2 separate regions of the Homo sapiens genome follow, and region 2 is linked to region 1. A link is an interaction called in ENCODE POLR2A ChIA-PET data of the cell type or tissue named here. Cell type or tissue: PC-9. All regions are shown on one strand. Each heading gives the region's core, and the rest is flanking DNA. Links, peaks and the distances in the headings are about the cores only. Region 1 has its middle 24 kb from the start of CNIH3-AS2. Region 2 has its middle 74 kb from the start of CNIH3-AS2.

Region 1 (8,391 bases), core at 311-8,310:
GAGCTGTTCCAAAGCTGCTTTGGGAATGGACAAAAGCCCAAATACTTTAATAAAATATATTCTTCTTGTTTTAGTCATTTGGGAAATAACAAGGGTTCTGGGAGTTATGAGCCAGGAACCATAGACAAAAACATATACAAAACAGTTTTCAATTTACATTGCCCAGATCCATCAGAGGAATCACTATCTATGGCAGCCATTACCTTATAAAATGTATGTAATTCATAATAAGACTGGAAAGCTGAAAATACTCCTCAATCCATGGACTACATAATGGAGTTGTGCAAGCAGGCATGAAAACAATATTCATATCCTTGTACATCTCCATCAGAACTCTTGGATAACTAAGTACATTGTCAATGAGCAGTAATATTTTGAAAGGAATCTTTTTTCCTGAGCAATAGGTCTCAACAGTGGGCTTAACATACTCAATAAACCATGCTATAAACAAATGTCTGTCACACAGGCTTTGTTGTTCCACTTAGAGAGCACAGGCAGAGTATATTTAGCATAATTATAAAGGGTTCTAGGATTTTTTGGAATGGTAAATGAGCATTGGCTTCAACTTAAAGTCAACAATTGCATTAGCCCCTAATGAGAGAGTGAGCTTGACTTTGAAGCCAGGCATTGACTTTTCCTCTCTAGCTATGAAAGATGCCTAGATGGCATCTCCCAAGAGAAGGCTGTTTCATCTACATTGAAAATCTGTTGTTTAGTGTAGCCACCTTCATCAATGATCTTAGCTAGACCTTCTGGGTAACTTGCTGCAGCTTCTCCATCAGCACTTGTGGCTTCACCTTGCATGTGTATGTTATGAAGATGGCATCTTTCCTTAAACCTTGTAAACCAGCCGCTGCTAGCTTCAAACTTTTCTATTGCAGCTTCCTCACCTCTCTCAGCCCTCATAGAATTGAAGAGAGTTAGGGCCTTGCTCTGGGTTAGGCTTTGGCTTAAGGGAATGTGGTGGCTGGTTTGATCTTCCATCTAATATTCTCCACATCAGCAACAAGGTTGTTTTGCTTTCTTATCATTTGTGTGTTCACTGGAGTAGTGCTTTTATTTTCCTTCAAGAACTTCACCTTTGCATTCACAACTTGGCTAACTGACAAGAGGCCTAGCTTTTGGCCCATCTCGACTTTCGATATGCCTTCCTCACTAAGCTAAATCATTTCCAGCTTTTGATTTAAAATGGGGAACATGCAACTCTTCTTTCACTTGACCACTCAGGGGCTATTGTAGGGTTATTAATTTGCCTAAATTGAATATTATTGTGTTTCAAGGAAAAGAAAGGTCCAAGGAAAAGGAGACAGATAGGGGAATGGCTAGTTGATGGAGCAGTGAGAACACACACAACATTTATTGATCAACTTTGCCATCTTAGGCACAATTTGTGGTGCCCCAAAACGATTATGACAGTGACATCAAAGATCACTGATCACAGACTGGGCATGGTGGCTCATACCTGTAATCCCAGCACCCTGGGAGGCTGAGGTGGGAGGATCACTTGAGCCCATGAGTTTGAGACCAGCCTGGGTGACATAGTGAGACTCTGACTCTACAAAAATTTTAAAATTAGACAGGTATGGTGGTGCACAACTGTAGTCCCAGCTTATTGCAAGGTTGAGGTAGGAGGATCATTTGAGTGCAGGAGTTCAAGGCTACAGTGAGCTCTGATCACTTCCCTGCACTCCAGCCTGACAACAGGGCAAATTTGAAATATTGTGAGAATTACCAAAATATGACACAGAGACATGAGGCAAGCACATGATGTTGGAGAAATGGTGCTGACAGACTTGCTCAACACAAGGTTCTCATGAACCTTCAATTTGTAAAAAATACAATATCTGCAAGGCACAATAAAGCAAAGTGCAGTAAAACAATGTGTGCTTATATTTTTATTTTCAGTATATTTTGATGTTTATCTTATAACTCTTTCTGGATAGAGAGAGACTGCCCTTGCAGGGGCTGGCCTATCTAGTCACATCTCTTCTATGGGACCTGCACACTACAAGAAGCAATATTCCTCTGCCTTAGTCTTCCCAGAGCCAGGTACCAGGCAACTAGAGACCATCCCTAGAGAGCCCAAAGCCTGCCATTTATAATGCAAATTGCCCAATCCAAAACTGTTTATGCTGCTCCGCCTGACCTTTCCTGTGCAAACCCCAGTAAAGGCCGTGGCCTAGATTTTCCCTCACTCTGGCCCTTTCTGCCTCCTGACCTACACTGGTGCTTTCCCTTGTGGTCCTGTGTGCCACACCTCCTGCTTCCAGGACCTGTGAGTGTAATAAACTTCCTTTTCCAGAGCCTGCCCCATGTGGCTGCACTGGACCAACCATCACATAAAATAACATAGAACAGTACCCACTATAGACAGAACTCGTGGCTTCTGGAAAGGGGATGTGTATAATGAAGCTCTAATAGCTTAGATAAGATCTACTCCAAATCCTAAACCTCCATTTGCTCCAGTTCCCACACCTGCTCCAGCCCCTTCCAGACAAGCGGGGGTGCAAGGGCTCTGGAGACTGGGTCAGTGTGCAGTGTCCAGGCCACCTGGGCCAGGCTTGGGCTCTAGGGGTCACTTGTCCTCAGGCTGTGGAGCACTTTTCTGTTTTGTTTTATTGTGGCAAAATAAATATAACATAAAATTTACCTTTTTAAGTGTTCAGTTCTGTGGCATTAATTACACTTACACTGTTGTGCAACCATCACCACTATCCATCTCCAGAACTTTTTCAACTTCTCAAACTAAAACTCTGTACCCATTAAACAATAATTCCTATTTCCCCCTTCTCCCAGCTGTTGGTAACCTGGTTAGCAGGGGCAGTGCCTACCTTTCATTTGTTTACTTTAGAGCACTTCTTACTCGGCAGGCACAATAAACTGAAGACAATCCCTGCCTATAAGGAGCTTGAAATCTAACAGAGATGCACAGAAGCCATCTATTATCTTGATAAGAACAGCAACAGAGGGGAGCAAATGTCTATGGATGCACCCAGCACAAGGCTCTGGATAGAGTGTGTGTTCAATGGAAGTACTTTTTTCCTAAATTTGCTCACGTCCTGTAATGACATTGTTTTATTTTTATTTTTAAATTTTTTAAAATTGACAATAATTTTACCTATTTGTGGGGTCCATATGATGTTTTGATACATATAATGTACAGTGATCAGATCAGGTAATTAGTATAAACATTATCTCAAATATTTATCATTTATTTGTGTTAAGAACATTCAATGTCAACAGAGGTATTTTTAGCTGAACTGAATCAGATGACAAGCTAGTTGGGAAGCTTTGAGCTTCCCACTTTCAAGCTGTGTGACTTTAGGCAAGCCACTTAATTTCTCTTTGCCCCGCAGATGTGTAGTAGTAATGACCTGAAAACCAGGTATGGACCAGCTTGGCCTGTGTGGACCGGATGCAGCAAATCAGCAAGCCATGTTTTTGCCTAAGAAGTAACAGAGTGGATAGCTGGGCATGGTGCCACATGCCTGTGGTCCCAGCTATTTGGGTGGCTGAGCTGGAGGATAGCTTGAGCCTGGGAGATGGAGGTTGCAGTGAGCTGAGATCATGCCACTGCGCTCCAGCCTAGGCAACAGAGTGAGACCCTGTCTCAAAAAAAAAAAAAAGTTAAAAAAAAAAAAAGAAGAGGAAGTAACATAGCCAGTCTGGGGACGGGAAGTGGGGAGAACCTCTAGCCACAGAAGTGACCATTTCAGAGAGTCCTCAGGCCAGGGAGACAGAGTAATGGGATGTAGCTTTCTGCTTGCATTTCCCGCTCATCTAAATGTCATCTTCCCACCAATGAAAATTAAGTGATTTTCCTATTATTAGCACCACTAAACAGGCACTGTAAACAGATCACAATGAGCCTTTGTTAGAAACTCCCCATTTAGCTCTGGGCCCTGGCTCCTTCCACACCTGGAGATGTATCATCTATTTTCACAGTACTGCTTAAGAAGCAGATGTCTGTCAGGGGAATCGTCCTACTCAGAACCTGTGGAGCTTGAGTAGGGGAGCTTCCTGGTGCATGCCAAATGCCCACATCCTCCCAACTTCAGCTGTCAAAACTAGATCCCCATTTCTGCCCTCTGCCCTTCTAAAGCATAGGTAGTCAATAGACAGGGCTGGGCATGATAACTCTGTGATGCCATTTTTTTCTGATTTGCTAATTCCAGTAGGAAAGTTAAAAGTCCTGAGCTTTCCCGTCAGATGTGAAATATATTCCTGCTCTTCCATCAGCCACGAGCGGGTGTGCCATTTTTCATTACTGTTTCAGGCATTCTGCTGAAAATCTGAGGCTACTAAGTTTAACCCTACAGCTAACAAGTCCACAACTCACAAGACTGATGTCAAATCTAATATTACAGTCTGAATATTACTGCCGTGATTTCCCTTCCTTTTTCTACCTCTTAGGCACTGACTTCAATATGTCCTGAGAGTGCCCTCTCTGCTCACTGAGTTCTGCTCTCTTGTCTTTTACTCCTCTAAGCTCGACCAGAATCTCAGCTTTTAAAAGCTGTGAGGTGCTTAATTATTCCATTTTTCTCAGTTCATGTAAAGGACGCCTGAAACAGTTATAAAGATCTGTCTGTGCACATATATGTATGCACACACACACACACATACACACACATACCGTACACACACACATATACACACACACACATACACACATACAGACACATGGAATGAAGAAGCTTTCACCTTGGGACAAAAAAAAAGTCCTGCCTGTGTCATCTGAATGAGCATCAGATGTCATTATGACCCAACCACAACAACAGCCACTCTTTATGTTCCACAAAAGTGGTTTATAATTAGTGGCTATTAATAATCTATGTTGATTGCTTCCTGGTATCAGACCTTGTGCAAGCACTTGCCTTGCACTCTTTTTTAATTCTCACACTCTGCAACGTGGGTATTATCATTCCTATTTTACCAATGAGAAAATGATAGACAGATCAGGCACCAAGGTCATACAGTAAATAGCAGAGTCAGCTAGCAGTCATGCCCAAATCCATCTGACTCTAAAGCTTGAGTTCTAAACCTCCCTCCCTGTACCCCAGAGGTGGAGGCCTAGGGATGCTGGCTTCCTGGAGAGAGGTAAAAGGAACCTGACAGCTTGAGCCTCTGAGAATAAAAATGGGCTGTTTTACGGCATAGTATCTGAAACCTATAAAACCACAAGTCCTCCAGTTGGAACCATTCTCCAACTTTTTTGTCTTGGTGTTCAGGGAAGGAGCAGTTGCCAAGATAGCTGGGCCTGATCAGTCTGTGGTCTCTCTTTATCATGTAAATGGGCCTCCAAGAAACTCATCTCTTCAGTAAGACCAAGCTCTTCTCAGCTGCCAATTGTAAGACCCAGAGGTACATAGAGAAGTTGAGTAACTTTGCCAAGGACACACAGCTAGTAAACAGTGGGGTTAGGATTCAAACCCAGGGAGTCCCACTGAAGAGCTGGTTCTCAAACTTTGCACTTCACAAAGGAGCCAGTGGAGAATATAAATGACTTCCCAGTACTGAGAGAACAGTGGCTGGAATAGAGGAGAAACTTTACAGAGGACCTAACCATTCAACCACAGCTAGAAGAACAGGTAGAATTCAGATATGTGAAGCAGTGCAGGGTGTCAATGTGCATGTTGTTTTCATTGATCACTAAACAGACCTGCTTAGCTAGAGTGAATAATAAGTGAAACTGGAAATATACTTAGAAAGGTAAGATCAGGTAGCCTTGAATGCTAACCTGGATTAAATAAAAACAAGTTCAAGAGAAGCTTAGATCTACCTTTTCCAATTGCCTCCCACATTATGTTTCTATATATGTAACTTTAGGGGTGGGAGCTGTTTCTGAGGCAAGAACCCTATAAGTCTTACAGGAAAAAGGAATGTACAAATGAAGCCCCAGAAGTGTGACCAGGCTCTGGACACAGAGGCCAGAAATATAACCAGGATCTATCTCTTGGGTGGGTTGCGGGGGCGGGGCGGTGGGGAAGAAGGGCCAAAAGCACAAAGGCGTTAGCTATGATTTGAATGTGTCCCCCAAAAAGCACATGTTAGGAACTTAATCCCAAATGCAATAGTGTTGGAAGATGAGACCTAAGGGGGGGTGTTTAGGTCACGAGGGCTCCACCCTCATGAATAGATTAATGCCAATTATAAAAAGGGCTTAAGACTGCAAGTTTGGTCACTTGCTTTCTCTTGACCTTCCACCTTCTGCCATGTGATGATACAGCAAGAAGGCCCTCACCAGATGCTGGTGCTATGCTCTGGGACTTCCCAGCCCCAGAACTGTGAGATAATAAACTTCTGTTCTTTATAAATTACCCAGTCTCAGGTATTCTGATATAGCAGCACAAACAAACTAAGATAAAGTGGAAAAAGGAGACTGTTTGGCATACATACACATCCATGCTCAGGTTAAGCTGGACAGCAGTTACACAAAAAAGGGAGGAAGTTATAGAGGCAAAACAACCCAAAGGAACCAATAAGCCAAAAATCTCTCATACAGCCATATAGTGGAATTTGGGCTTTAATCATTCATTCATTTATTCAACAAACATTTATTCATGGTCTACTTTATGCCAAGTACAGCACTGGCATTTAAAAGTGGATATCAGCTGGTGTGATGGCTCGCGTCTGTAATCCTACCACTTTGGGAGGCTGAGGTGGGTGGATCATGAGGTCAGGAGTTTGAGACCAGCCTGGCCAACATAGTGAAACCCCATATCTACTAAAATTACAAAAATTAGCCAGGCCTGGCGGCTCATGCCTGTAATCCCATCTACAGGGGAGGCTGAGGCAGGAGAATTACTTGAACCCCAGAGGCAGAGGTTGCAGTGAGCTGAGATTGTGCCACTGCACTCCAGCCTGGGTGACAGAGCAAGACTCCATCTCAAAAAAAAAAAGTGGATATCCTGATGAACTGGTAACTCTCAAACTTCCAAGCAAAACAGTAAGGTCCCACTGGTAAGCAACCTCTTTAGAGGAGCTGGAAAACCCCCTGCCTGCCCTGGGCTCCACTTTTCCTTTCTCAATCCCATGCTGCAAGTGAGCTACAGAGCCACCCAAAGAGCACTCAAAGAAGTGCTCTCACTAAGACAAAGAAGTCCTTTCCCTGGGGCTGGGGAGTTGTGTGCATATTTTGGATTAAAAATCTTTTCTTCTCATCAAAAGTTGAGTTTGGACAGAAATATCACATTAAGCTGTAGAGCAGCATCAGAGATAAAGGTGTTTGAATGTCAACAATTCATGCAAAAAGCAGCCCTGGCCAAACCCCCTAGGAGTCAGCTTTGAAAAGAGGCTGCAGGCTGCAGCTCACTCAGAACAAAATCAGTTTTGCCTGCACATAGAAAAGTACGTGACTTACCCTCATTTAGCCCCAGATATTCCCTCTCATCTGAGAAGACTAAACCATTATTTTGATTCAGAATGTAGACTTATTATAAACATGATGCTGTGTGTTTCTATAATGTGTTAAATCTTCAAAGTGCCTCATAGTCACAGTGAGGACAGGAAGTGAGCATGGAGACATTGGGAATTCAACAGTCTTTTGTGGCAGGGTCTGGGAATAGCAACGTGGTGCATTTCTGTGCCTGTGAATCACTCAGCTGCCTTACTATCCAGGCAGAGGTCAGACAAAAGCAGATCCAAACTTAGAAAGTTTCAACTCGCGCATTGCAGGTTTTCTTAACAGCAATAACGGTGCTCGCTTAGCCACTTTGATTTCCAGAGCTCAGACTCCTCAATCCATTCTCGCAGGGATCTGGGAAGTTGATAGATGTCATGCTTCTCAGTAAAATGGCTCCAAAAAAAAAAAAAAACAGGGGGTCAGGAAGAAGGTAGTAGCTTGGCCCATGGCTTAATGCTAATCACCTCCAGACTTAAGAACAGAAACTTTGAAGGCCAGCCTTTACTCCCACAGCAGGTTCCAAAGCCTGAGAAGCTGGTCCTTATTATCCAAAGTCTTTTTTTTAACTCCTAGAATCAGCTCCATCAAGTGGAGCTAAGAAATAAGTAAGTGTTGCCTAGTGCTGCCAGCAAAAAGAAAAAAGTGCAAAAATCCAGCTAATTACTCAGGACATGTTGGCAGACACCTCTGCTTGTCAGATTCCTGGTTGTCTGAATGGTTATTTACATCTGAATTAATTTACACTATGGGAGTTTAAATGCTTGTTTTTTTTTTTTAAGTAGTGGCAAAGATCCTACCAGAAACTATGCTGGTTCCAAAAATGTCTTCTTCATCCTTGATTTATTCGTGGGCATAGGACACTCTGCCATTGGGCCATGACTCTTGTGCTTGGAAAGATCTTAAATGGGAATTCTTACGCAGACATCATCATTGGAGCCCCTGCCGTCCTCCTTGCTCCATGAGCTGAGCCCACTCCATAGATCTCA
Region 2 (8,391 bases), core at 192-8,191, 50 kb after region 1:
CCTCCCTTTTCTTTGTTCTCCACTTCTCACCAAGGCATGAGACTCCAGCTCCACCACACCTCTGTGACCTCTCCTCCTAATTTCCCCTGACGCTGCTCAGCATTCATTACCCCCTCCAGGTTGACTACAACGTGCTGGGCTGTCTAACCTCGTGTCTCTCCTAATTCATGCTAACTGATGGCACCACAGTGCAGTTTGGAGGCTGGGTGTCTTGGGAGAGCGGGAAGTGCAGCATCTTACTGTGTTCTATTGTCATTTTTGTTTGCAAACCATTTCAGTTCTCCCTGTAAGCCTTCTGGAAATTAACAGCATGGGAGATATAACTTCATATATTGGGATTTCCGTTTGAGAAAAACTTCCATAAAAGTTGTATCCAAACATACAAGAATGAAACAAAGCTTGCTGCTTTGGTGTTAGGGACTGAATTGTGTTCCCTTAAAATTCATGTGTTGGAAGTCCTAATCCCAAGTAACTCAGAATGTATCTGCATTTGGAGATAAGGTATTTAAAGAGGTAATTAAGTTAAAATGAGGTCATTAGGGTGGGCTCTAACCCAGTATGACTGGTGTCCTTATAAGAAGAGGAGCTTAGGACACAAACACACAGAGAAACCCTGGGAAGCCACCTGCAAACCAAGGAGAGGGGCCTCGGGAGAAACCAAAGCTGCCAACACCTTGATGTTGGACTTCCCAGCCTCCAGAACAGGAGAAAATCCGTTTCTATAGTGAAGCCACCCAGTCCGTGGTATTGTGTTACAGCAGCCCTAGCACACTAAGCCACATAGTAATTTTTAATGTTGCAAAAGCCAAATAGTGACTAGAAGCCTGATGTTCAAGCTGATTCAGGGGAAATTACCCTCTTCATCACACTTTGTTCAAGGCCACAAGTCCCTGACCCAGACTCTTTATTCACATAAATCCCCTCCTCTGTGCCCCTTCTTCCTCCGCCAAGAACTTAATGATGTTTGTTCTTACAGCCACTGCCTTTATATCCTTCCTATGGCACCTAGTCTTCCAACCCGACACCTAAGCTTAATGTGACCTGAAAAGAGGAGGGACACACAGACTTGCATGTTCATGCTGAGGGGCAGGAATTCTGAAAGGACTAGAATGCCTGGGAATTTGGGTAGCCTAACTGATACTGTTGTGAAATACGTATTTTTAAAGATGATGAGAACTCATCTAAAAGCTCATTTCTCACTCCAAGTCTCACAGTTCATTGTAGACTCTGAACGTTATAATAGAAAGGGACTGAATTAAGATGAGAGAAGAGACAAGGGTGAAGGATGGGCAGAAAGGCAGAGCTGTTTGAAGCCGTTCATTGGTTCAACACACATTTGAGTCCCCACCATGTGTAGGAGCTACAGGTATGGTGGACAGCAAAAGCTACACAGTCATTGCCTTTGGGGAGCTTCTGCACACATAGGAGATACACACATACGTTTGTACATATACATTGCAATATGCAATCACAAACTGTAGGAACTTCTATGAGAAGAAAGTGCCAATGGCTTTGAGAGTGAGCTCAGCGTGATCTGCTCTGGTATCAGGGGCAAGGAAGGCTTATCTGAGCAGGACCTCTGAGTTTGTGCCACATGGAATCCATGGTCTCTTAGCTAACACTCACCCCACTCTACTTCCTCCCTCAGGCCAGAAGCCTGAAGACTACATTTTCCAGACTCATCTGCCAGCTGATTATGCTCATGGGAGGCAGTGGCAGGATACTGGAAAGTAGGAGGCAGGGAGAAGCCATGTGTTTTCTTGATTCTAGCAGTGACAGCAGCAATAGCAACAGCAATAGTGACAGCAGTGACAAAAGCAATAATGGTGGTGGTCGTAGTAGTGCCAAGAGTAACTGAGAGCTCTTGAGTTCCTCCTTGGGCAGTCAAGTTCCATCAGCAGCAGCCTCAGCAGCACAGCGGTCATGGGCTCTGGTGACATGGTGTTCGCTTCTGTGCACTCAGCCCTAGAGGTGGAGTGGCGTCCTAAAATTACCAATCTTTGAGTCATTTTGCCTTCCTCTTTGTTCTCCCACCATTCCAAGACCTCTGTTACCAATTTCCTGAATTGAACTCCCTATTTTAAAAACATAGAGCAGTTTTGCTTCCCTGAATAAACAAAATATTCCTAAAATAGCTCCAGGAAACTGATTCAAAGATAGGATCTGGGATTGATTATCTGAGTTGGCGTGCATGAGATGATGACCTCAATGCCAGTGGAAAATAAGATACTGGTAGTCCATGGGATGCTGTAGCAAATTGTTAGTTAAATTATCACTGCTGACTGCTTGAGATGAAGTGCATATGGAAGGTAAGGCTTCCTTCTCCCTGTGGAGACCAAGTGGTGATTGCAACTATTTTGGAGGGAGCAATAAATATAAAGACTCTGAATGAACTGACTATTTCTGAATGCACTGGTGAGTTCACAGAAAGAAAACTACAAACTTGGGGCTTAAATATCTCAGCTAATGCCATGGTCCAAGAGCCAAAAAGCTTTGATAACAGCACAGAAAGAACCTCTTATCTCTTAACAGCCAAAGAGCCAATTTAGCTAAAAAGACAGACCTAGAATCTGATCCTGTAGGTTGCAGAATTATAATGAACAGACCCACCCAGATCTCTTATGTGACCTATGAGTGTATAATCAATCAACCAATCCAGTTACTGCTGTAGGTCTTGGGTATAAAAGTGAACCAGACCAACAGTACTTCTACCCTCAAAGAAGTCCACACAAAGATCTGGAAGAAAGGTATTCCAAGCAGAGGAAAGAGCAAGTGCAAAGCACTGAAATGGAGTCAGCTTGGTGTGTGCGAGGGACAGAAGAAATGTCATCCTGGAATGCAGTGCATATGGAGGAGAGTAGAGGGAGGTAAGGCCAGGGAGACAGGCAGGAAGCAAGTCTGGCAAGGTCACTGCAGGCCATTGTGAACACTTGTTTTATTCTGGTCTAATAAAAACCATTTGGAAGTGCTAAGCAGGTGGTGTAATGCAATACAATTCTGACACTAACCACCCAGAGTCAGCACTGACTCCACAAGCCAAAAGGCATGGTCTCCAACAGCACTGTCCCTATTTAGAAACCAGCTGCAAGTTTGAGGGTCTTCAGACCACCCACACTTCTGACCAACTAGCTACAAATTCTAAGATTTTCATGGCCCCCTCAGGTTTGTTAATTGTTAGAATGACTCACAGAACTCCCGTGAACTAAAGTACGCAGGAGAGTACTGGTAATTACAGTTTTATGATAAAGGATACAAATCCGAAGCAGGCAAACAAACAGACACACAGGGCAAGATCCAGAAGGATCCCACACATAGAGCTCCTGTGCCCTCTTTCCCCATAGAATCAGGACGTGTCACCCTCCCAGCACCAACCAGGAAGCTCCACTAAACTTCTGTGTTGAGTTTCTATTAGAATTTCGTTACCCAGGCATGTTTCAATGAATTATTGGCCCACATGATTAGACTCAATCTCCAGCTTCCCTCCCCTCTCCAGAGATCCGGCTGATATCACATAGCTCAAAGCTCCAACCTTCTAATCTCATGGTTGGTCTTTCTGACTCAGCCTACCCACATCCTGAATCTTCTCATTTGCAGAAGCTGTCTAGAGGCCTAGCATGAGTCACCTCATTAGCATAAGCAATCAGGACCCACCATGGATAACAAAGACAACTTGGAAAATTCCAATGGTATTAGAGTCTCCATGCCAGGAACTAGGACAAAGACCAGAGAAATTATTATACAATAGCAGGAGAATATCATAATCTGAGTTAAATTTTAGAAAGATCACTGCAGCTACTATACGGAGGGGTTGACGAGAAGAGGCAAGAGTGGAGCTTACAGTGGCATTCTAACTGGACTGTTCCTAGGAAGACACCTTGGCTGTCTTTGGGCTGCCTAATCTCTCTTGGTCCATTCTCCAAACCTGGTTCCTAGCCTTCTCATTGATCCTATGAGCTACATCATATCCTTAGAGTAAATATTTTCTGCTAAGTTAACTAGAATTTGTTTCTGCTATTTTCTACCAAGTACTCTATTACATACACTCTTTCTCTTTCTACCATGAGGCTGCCATAGTTTCTCTTCCAGAAAATAGAATGTGGCTATTCTATTTCGTGTTCCTAAGTCACATGTTCCATCTTCAGACACCCACACTGGTTTTCAGTTCCATTTCCAAATTCCTAGGGAAGAGAGTTTGATCATTCCATTTTAGGTCATAGGTACTCTGTTAGTCCAATCAAGTGTGGCTAAGAAAGCAGGGTCATGTAGTACAAAATCGTTGCTAGGGCTTCATTGCCCAAAATTATTGTTACGTAGAATAGACACCCCAAATGTTGCTTCCTACAAATAGATGGAATTTAAGTAGCCAAGGAGGAAAAAGAATGAATTTTAAGAAGGAAAACATGAATTGATGATGCATAGAAGCTGGAATGGTTGTGGCATTTTCAAACAATAGGAAAGATTCTGGCCAAACCAGAGCAGAGGCATCTGATAGGAAGTGGAGGAGGTGTGGGCTTGACTGGGAAGTGTGAAGCCATTCTATGGAGGCCCTGAACATCCGGCAGAAAAGTTTCAACGTGTGAAGAAAATTGGAAGCCACTGGACTTGTCTTGGCTGGGGAAGATTCTGAAAAGTATTATCTAAACAGCAGTAGCAAGTTGAATTGGAGGGGCCATGAGTTTTGGAGTCCATTGGAGGTGATGCTTACAAAGAGTGAGAGACATTAAGATTTTTTAAAAATAAGATAAGATACAGTCGTTTTCTGTGTATGGAAAATGAAAGAGAAATAAATCATAGTTATGCTCACAAAATTAGTTAATGACAGAGTACCATGAATTGCAAAGCTATAAACACCCAATTTGTGAATCTTCTCTAAAAAAGAATAGCCAGTTGCATACAGAGCTCTTTCTGTGCTTGTTCCTCTGGTAGCCTCTACCCTTTGAGAAGCAATAGCATGGCTTGGGACTGCAAAGAACTCTCAAATCTAATGAATAGCTTCTTTCTTCTTTAGGAAATCATGCATTTTTGCTGACTCAGCTCAGGGTAACCACTATAGGAAATTTATTTTTAATATGCATGCACATCCTTTTTAAGGGCCTTTTCTCCCTCTTTCCTCTTATCTAACTTTTGCTCAATTATCTCAGAAGAAAATGTCCCATTTTGTCCCCTTTTTCTTCCATTTGTAAGCCAAAGAAAAATGACCCTAATCATGTATGATAAGCCTAAAGTAGTGCCAGTGATACAACCATATGAGGAAAAAGGAAAGCCATAAATTTGGAAGTGACACTTAATGTCATAAAGAGCCAGTAACATCAAATTAGAAAGTCCTGGAAAGGGCCCAAATTTCCCTTCGGAATCTCCACCACGGTACTCATCTATATTTTCAGCCCTTAATTAAATCTGCTTTCCGCTGTGCTTTTCATTCACCATTTAGTAAAAATGAAAACCTTTCTTAATAAATTTCAGAGATGGGAGATTAAATTACTTACATACATGCCAATACAGCAATGGAATTTTTTACTTAATTTTTTCTTGTAAATACATCATATGGCATCAATATAAATGAGTATGAATGACTTTAGTGGGCTAATCTGGGTACCCACCTGCATTTATAATACCATTTTTATAAGAAAATGCGTTCTATCTTCAAGCAAACAGACTTGCAGGCTGATTTCTGGAAATCTAGTTTTCGAAAGTTGAACACTGTTTAATTCTATAAAAATATTCTAATGAGAAATGCAAAATTGTATAATTACTTTAAGTATGAAATTGTATAATTATTTTAAGTCCAATAATGGAGAATTCCAACATGCAAGTTTAATGCATGTGACTTCCTTTTCTCACCACTTAATTGGTTTTGGTAAGCAGCCAGTTCTTTATTTGTTGTTCTTAAGCTGTCATTACAAATTCTGCTAGCTTACAGGGTAAAAAAACATGAGCTGGAGGTAGGGGTTTGGCTGCATGAGTTTTCTAAATATATTTATTAATGCTTCTTAAATTATCTTCAAAGCTGGGTATCTCCCTCAGTTTGCAGCATCTTGTCACTTGGTTTAGAACCACGATCTCACTTTAATGTCCATATAGCCAGATGCAGCTGCATTTATTTACATTTTTTAAATGAATGAAACTTTTAACTTGTTGACATATTGGAGAGTCTAAAAATGTCCCATTTAAACTCATCCTCACAACTACATCCGCATGGGTGGCTATTGAATTAGCCCCACTTTGCAGCAGAGCTGATTTTCAAGAGAAATGTTTGAGTAAAATTGAAGGGTTTAGAAAGCCTTATTATTGGGTGACACAGAAGAAACTACTTTGGTTGCATTTCAAGTTTCCAACTGAAATTTCAAGTCAGGGCCATGAGACAAAACCACAGGAGCAAAATGAAACGAGAGTGCAGCTGCATTTCCATGTAAGTTGGCCCGTAGGATACTTCCCCAGGAACTAGATGATTTTCTTTTGAACTTTTAGCTACGGTGAAGAAAGATCAGAAATTTTGAAGCTATGAGACATACTTCAAGGCCAGCCTCCCAATTACCCACGTTGTGTGCTGTGAATAGTACCCATTCATTCATTGATATTTATTGAGAGGCTTACTATGAGTAAAGCTCTGTGTGATCAATGTTACACGAATACAGAAAGGAATAAAATTCAGTGCACCCTCAAGGAGCTTACAATCTGGAGGGAAGGCAATTAACTATAATATAAAGCATATAGTACTTCTCAGAAGAAGTACTAGAATAGAAAATAAGCAAAATATAGAAACAGAATACAGAAAGACAAAGTTCAAAATACAGAAAGACAAAGTAGGGAATGATTAGTTCTAACTAGGTGGCACAGGGAAAGGTAGAGAGGTGGGTCTACCTCTCACGGATAGCATAAGCAAAAACATGGAGGTATGAATGGCATATTTAGTGAAGGGCAAGTAGTGCAGTATGGCCAGTATGGGGCAGTGACCAGCATGGGGCATAAGGAAGGCATAGGGTAGGTTGGGACTGAATCCTAGAGCGTTGTAAAGTCCCAGCCTGGAACTGAACCACGTATCTTGGAGAGCAAGGAGCCACTGATGATTCTGAGGAGGTAAAACTATCTGAACTGGATCAGAGAGAAAGATAACTCATGCAACAATGAAGAAAAGTCGAAGTTGGAAATTTGATATGTCATGAAGCTACTGAAATAATCCATAAGAGTCAAAAAGTACTTAAATTATAGCAGAATCAAGGTATTGGACTGGGAAGAAAGTTCAAAGGAAGAAAGGACAGAACTTGGCAATTGATGATTTGGATGTCAAGAGACCCTGGAGTTTAAAGAGAATGGAGAACAAGAAATGGAAGACGACTGAGGCTTCTGGCCCAAATGAAAGCAAGGGTAGAAGTCCTAATAGCCATGATAAGTAAATACGGCAAGAGGAGCAGTATGCAGGATGACATGTTAAATTAAGTGTGCTAAGTTTTAGTTACGGAAGAGAAATGCATGGGAAAATATCCAGGAGACCACTGGAAATCTGTGTTAGCCACAAGAAATTTAGAGGTGAATATAGGTGAGCCCCCTCAGACAGAGAATCTGAGCAGGAAAACATGGGAAGATAAAACTTGAGGAAAGGTACATTTAAACAGTAAGTAGAGGCTGGGCATAATAGGCTTATGCCTGTAATCGCAGCACTTTGGGAGACTGAGGCAGGAGAATCACTTGAGACCAGGAGTTCGAGACCAGCCTGAGCAACATGAAACACCATCTCTACAAAAAAAAAAAAAAAAAAAAATGTAATTAGCTGGGCTAGGTGGCCATTCCTGTAGTCCCAGCTACTCAGGAGGCTGAGGTGGGAGGATCACATAAACCCAGGAGTTAGAGGTTATGGTGAGCTCTGATTGCACCACTACATTCCGGGCTGGGCAACACGCAAGACCCTGTCTCTTAAAAAAAAAAAAAGAGAGAGAGAGAGAGAGAAGGAGGAGGAGGCAGGGAGAATCATAGAGAAGGCATTGTCCAAGATGTAGTAAAGAGGCCGATGTTCTTCCTTGTAGCTAAAGGATGGGGTACTGGGAGGCATGGGGTTTGAAAACTCCACCAAATAAAAGCTCTTCAAGATTGCTACCTGTATATATAGCAACCTCATTCGGTGCTACGACCACATCAAAGGACTTAAACAGGGTCTCTCCTTAGGAACAGAATTCTGTCCCCAAGCTCTCCTCCACACTCCTAAGAGACTCATCTTGGTCAGACAGTTATGGTGCCAAAAACTACCACATTCCTGAGACTCTTATGGGATGAATTAAGCAGAGAACGAATCTAGAACTTGGTAAAGCTGAAGGTACAAACTTTTCCACTTTAATTAACATGTCTGGGCCAGGCGCAGTGGCTCACTCCTGTAATCCTAGCACTTTGGGAGGCTGA

What was found. Peaks named below come from ENCODE experiments on the same cell type or tissue, not always from the same donor. Only the 100,000 strongest peaks of a DNase experiment are listed, where the experiment ranks them.
Region 2: POLR2A ChIA-PET joins it to region 1 with 5 read pairs; 6 of 35 experiments call an interaction of 5 or more read pairs at or near these places.

What each region holds. Positions count from the first base shown.
Region 1 is chr1:224,588,395-224,596,785 of GRCh38, reverse strand. It overlaps a transcript of CNIH3 not described here. Among named protein-coding and RNA genes, the nearest start is that of CNIH3-AS2, 24 kb to the left of the region's middle. In PC-9, for the core only: no CTCF peak of the experiment used is centred there; no DNase peak of the experiment used is centred there.
Region 2 is chr1:224,538,199-224,546,589 of GRCh38, reverse strand. It overlaps a transcript of CNIH3 not described here. Among named protein-coding and RNA genes, the nearest start is that of CNIH3-AS2, 74 kb to the left of the region's middle. In PC-9, for the core only: no CTCF peak of the experiment used is centred there; a DNase peak (open chromatin) is centred at 3,549; H3K4me3 peaks cover 1,073 bases; H3K27ac peaks cover 4,390 bases.